Linked DNA regions of Homo sapiens: region 1 is linked to region 2. A link is an interaction called in ENCODE POLR2A ChIA-PET data of the cell type or tissue named here. Cell type or tissue: PC-9. All regions are shown on one strand.

What was found. ChIA-PET counts read pairs that join two places held together with the same protein. Peaks named below come from ENCODE experiments on the same cell type or tissue, not always from the same donor. Only the 100,000 strongest peaks of a DNase experiment are listed, where the experiment ranks them.
Region 1: POLR2A ChIA-PET joins it to region 2 with 5 read pairs; 2 of 35 experiments call an interaction of 5 or more read pairs at or near these places.

Annotation. Positions count from the first base shown.
Region 1 is chr14:102,191,711-102,194,210 of GRCh38, reverse strand. The region is part of intron 1 of WDR20 (WD repeat domain 20); the gene reads right to left. Among named protein-coding and RNA genes, the nearest start is that of WDR20, 53 kb to the right of the region's middle. In PC-9, no CTCF peak of the experiment used is centred here; a DNase peak (open chromatin) is centred at 1,344; H3K27ac peaks cover 1,015 bases.
Region 2 is chr14:102,651,459-102,653,958 of GRCh38, reverse strand. The region is part of intron 2 of RCOR1 (REST corepressor 1); the gene reads right to left. Among named protein-coding and RNA genes, the nearest start is that of RCOR1, 60 kb to the right of the region's middle. RefSeq lists an enhancer at 192-691. In PC-9, no CTCF peak of the experiment used is centred here; no DNase peak of the experiment used is centred here; H3K27ac peaks cover 1,098 bases.

The DNA.
Region 1 (2,500 bases), 460 kb after region 2:
TAACAATAATGCTCCAAAGTGGACAATATTTTACCCATTTTACAGATGAGAAAACAAGTTTAGGGAAGTTAAATAACTTGACCAACGTCACCATACCTACCTAAGTAAGTGGCAGGGCTGGATTTGGAACCCAGGTCTGTTTGACCATTAAGGGGATGGGGAGAGAGAGTCAAAAGCAAATGATTTCTCACTTGGGTGAAAAGTGATTTTTCAATGTGCCCTCCCCACTTTCAAGAAGGATTCTTTTCTTCATGAGAAATGTCCTGTGGCATCCCAATATGCTGGGCTTTTATTGGTGAAATAAGGGAAACCCACCCCCTCCCACTCTTGTCTGAAAATCTCCAGTGGAGACAACTAACCCTGAAGCAGAACTTGTCCCTCAAGACACCCAGTTCACGCTGTGTGGCCCTCTGGGGCTCCCGGCTCTAGTTCTCTACTGACCGCCCCCTCAGGTTCTGAAGATTTCTTTCTTCCAAAGAGGCCTGTGACATCGAACCAAGTATTCTAATGTTGGACTTTCCAATAACAAATATAAGTAATGAGTAGAAAAGAGGACCTCAAAATTACAGGCGTCTTTGAGCAAACTCAAAACCTTGCACATGTAGAAGTCTGGACCTGAGCGGTAACAAGTAGTTCTGGGAGCCCCAGGGCAAAGGAATGAGGGTGCATGCCATGCGGACACTCTCCCAGCCTCACCTCAGTTAAAACGGAGATGAGAATCTCTGTTCTACCAACCTCATGGGATTGTCTGGAGGATGAAATAAGAGAATATATACATGAAAGAGCCTTGAAAAGTGTAATACAAAGCATGATACAAAACAAAAGGGAGTCCTGACTGGAGCGAGGAGAAAAGCGGCCAGTGGAGGGGAGCGGCCGCTGTACAGCAAGGCAGGCTGAAGGCAGCTCAGCCGAGTGCTGCGAGTGAGCAGCGGGGCCTGGGACGATGGCCACGGACAGGCTGTCTGAGGAAGGCAGCTTCTGAGCGGCTCGGATGGCAGGGAAAGAGAATCCTGGCCTGAGAGAACACCACATGCCATTCATCTCAGAACGAGGAAGACAGCCACAAAAAAAAAAACAAAAAAAAAACCTACAAATATAAAATAAGATATAACTGGCAGCTAGAGAACAAAAATCCAATTTGAAATACGAACAATTAAGTTATACATAATTACTGTATCAGCATATTCAACTCTTGAGACTTTTTTTTTTTTTAGTTTGCTTAAGAAAAATAAAAAATCAGCTAGGTGTGGTGGTGCATGCCTGTAGTCCCAGTTATTCAGGAGGCTGAGGTGGGAAGACTGCTTGAGCCCAGGAATTCAAGGTGACAGTTAACTAGGATTGCACCACTGCACTTCAGGCTAGATGACATAGCAAGACAAATGACAGCAACAACCACTTAGGGAACTTTCCCCTGAAAGAATATACCTAAAATTATGCGCTGAAATACACAGATCAATTTAAAGGCTGGCCAGAAATTAACAGAGAAAATAGCCTAATATAAATTAAAAAATACGTAATGTTTCTCAGAAACAACAGAGGAAGTAAAAGCACCTGTTTTTCCAAGTACTGCCACCAGTTTAGAGTTAGACTTAGGGACCCCTCACAACTATAATGGCTTCAGTTATTGGTATATTTTTACATCCCTGCCTCCCAATATGGAACTTTACTGAAAAGATGGAAGCATTTTAAATGAGAAGAGATTATTTTTACTCTTAAATCAGGTAAAATGGGCCAGAAGGCACGGTGGCTCACGCCTGTAATCCCAGCACTTTGGGAGGCTGAGGCGGGTGGATCACCTGAGGTCAGGAGTTTGAGACCAGCCTGACCAATATGATGAAACCCCATCTCTACTAAAACACAAAAATTAGCCGGGCGTGGTGGTGGGCACCTGTAGTCCCAGCTACTCGGGAGGCTGAGACAGGAGAATCGCTTGAACCTGGGAGGCGGAGCTTGCAGTGAGCCGAGATCGTGCCACTGCACTCCAGTATGGGTGACAGAGCGAGACTCTGTCTCAAAAAAAAAAAAAAAATTCAGGTAAATATTCTAAAAATATCCTGTTTATTCTACTAATTTGCTTAACAAACTTTCTTCTTAGGTCACTGCTCTTGAAGTGTACCAGTCCAGGACTAGTTTATTAGTCTGCAGTCAAATGCACTGCCTGTAGTACAGACATTGAGAATAAGAGTTTAGAAACTTTTATGGCAACGGACAAATTTTATATCTGTTGAATGTAATGATAAAAAGTTAGAGTTTATATTCTGTATGTCTTTTTCAGTTTCTTTTCCTATTAATTCTTTTTATTTTACAAAAGTATCAATCCACATAGACTAAAATTTTTTTAAAGTTGATCTGTCAACACTAGTGTGAGTGGCACTGTCTAGAAGACACAAAAGTAGACCTGGCTGACCCCAAGGAACACTTAGAATCTCTCTCACCTAAGGTCACTCCTCCCTCCCCAATCCCTTTCCAGTGGCACTGACCAAACGGGAACAGCAGAAGT
Region 2 (2,500 bases):
AAAGAAAGAAAGAAAGAAAGAAAGAAAGAAAGAAAGAAGGAAATACCTGAGATGAGACTAGGTAATTTATAAAGAGAAGAGGTTTCAATGGCTCAAGGTTCTGCAGGCTGTACAGGAAGCATGATGCTGGCATCTGCTCAGCTTCTAGGGAGGCCTCAGTAAACTTATAATCATGGTGGAAGGCAAAGGGAAAGCAAGCACATATAACATGGCCAGAGGAGGAGCAAGAGAGACAAGAGGGAGGTGCTACACACTTTTAGACGACCCGATCGCCCGAGAGCTCACTCACTATCATGAAAATAGCACCAAGGGGGATATCCACCCCCATGATCCAATCATGGGCCCCCACCTCCAACACTGGGGATGACAATTCGACACAAGATTTGGCTGGGGACACAGATTCAAACCACAACTATCAGCTATAAACATCTAACACAAGCCTTTTAGGAACTACTAAAGAATAACACTATAGGCTGCACGTGGTGGCTCATGCCTGTAATCCCAACGCTTTGGGAAGCCGAGGCCAGCCTGGACAACGTGGCAAAACCCTGTCTCTACCAAAAATAGAAAAAATTAGCTGGGCACGGTAGCGAGTGCCTGTGGTCCCAGCTACTCAGGAGGCTGAGGTGGGAGGATCGATTGAGCCCAGGAGGCGGAGGCTCCAGTGAGGCAAGATTGCACCACTACACTCCAGCCTGGGTGAAAGTAAGACAAGTCTCAATTAAAAAATAATAATAGGCTGGGTGCAGTAGCTCACGCCTGTAATCCCAGCACTTTGGGAGGCCGAGGCAGGAAGATCATGAGGTCAAGAGATCGAGATCATCCTTGCCAACATGGTGAAACCCTGTCTCTACTAAAAATACAAAAATTGGCTGGCGCGCGCCTCTAGTTCCAGCTACTCGGGAGGCTGAGGCAGGAGAATCGCTTGAACCCAGGAGATAGAGGTTGCAGTGAGCCAAGATCACGTCACTGCACTCCAGCCTGGCGACAAAGCGAAACTCCATCTCAAAAAATAGTAATAATAAAACTAAAAAATAAAAATAAAAAGAGTAACACTATAAAATTCAACAGCTGGTATTTTCAAACAGTTTTTTATCCACACTCCCCTCAAATCTTCCCGATACACATTCCTCCCATTTTATTTGCACAGTTATACATGCTAAGTATTCATTATTTATCAACAGTAATATTTTTGTTAAGTGGAAGATAGAAAATGTTAAAGCAGGTGGTTGTTACGTATCTATGGGAAAAAGTCAGCTGGGAGGCTGATTCTAGGTGACAAAAATAGAATATGCTAAAAAGAAATGTAGTTTGGAGAATTTTCACCCAAATTAGAGTCTCAATGAAAGGACACAATAAAATACTGAAATACAGATGTGGGTGGATGGTGTAACATTTGAAGGGAACTGTTCAGAAGAACAAGCAGACAGGCAAGCTTAAAAGAAACAAATAATATAATCACCTAAAGAAAACAGGGCGTTTGAGGACACAGAATTAGGTAAAGGAACACTGCCAGAAGACTAGAGGAGAGAGTGTTTGTAATTCACTGCTCAGCCTTTCTTCCATTCACGTAACTGGGCAATGAAGACTTAAGGTGTTCACTGTTAAGTCATTCTTTAACGCAGCAAGCATTTATTTGGTGTAGCATAACAGTCCTGAAATGGAATCCCAGCTCTGCCTAGACTGAAGGAGAGTTCTCTAATCTCTTTAAGTTTCAATTTTCTCTTCTATAAAAATGGAGGAAACAGTTCCTTCTTCAAAGAGATTAAACAGCAAGTTAAAACAAGTAGCAAACGTCTGGTACATAGTAGGAACTTAAAATAATCAATCCAAACACCACAAATAGATTCAATCATAAGGACACTTTTAAGAAATCCAGTTACAAGGCTCATATCTAAAGCAGATTTAGCAAATTAAATAAACAAAAATAAAACATTCCTAGCAATTTCTACTTATTCTAAGCCAATTCAGCATAAAGATCCTCCAGTGTAAGTTCCCTTTTATTTATGAAGCCTACTGAGAATCAATTTGAGAGACCTTCAGCCACAAGAAATCAGGTCTACAGGGCTATCTAAATAATTAGGGGGCCAGGCATGACGGCTCATGCCTATAATCCCAGCACTTTGGGAGGTCAAGACAGGAGGACCCGTTGAGCCCAGAAGTTGCCAGCAGCAGTAGTGAGCTATGATGGTGCCACTGTACTCTAGCCTGGGAAACAAAGCAAGACCCTGTCTCTATAAATAAATAAATAACCCATTTATTTTGCAAGTGTGCTTATTCATATCAATTCACTTCTGGTCAACAAGCCAAAAAATAAGATACATAAATATAAAATAAATCAGTTCACTTCTTCTCTAGTCTCTCAAGCTATTTTCAAATTCTTTTTTCTTTTTCTTTTTTTTTTTTGAGATGGAGTCTCACTCTGTTGCCCAGGCTAGAGTGCAGTGGCGCAATCTCGGCTCACTGCAACCTCTGCCTTCCAGGTTCAAGCAATTCTCCT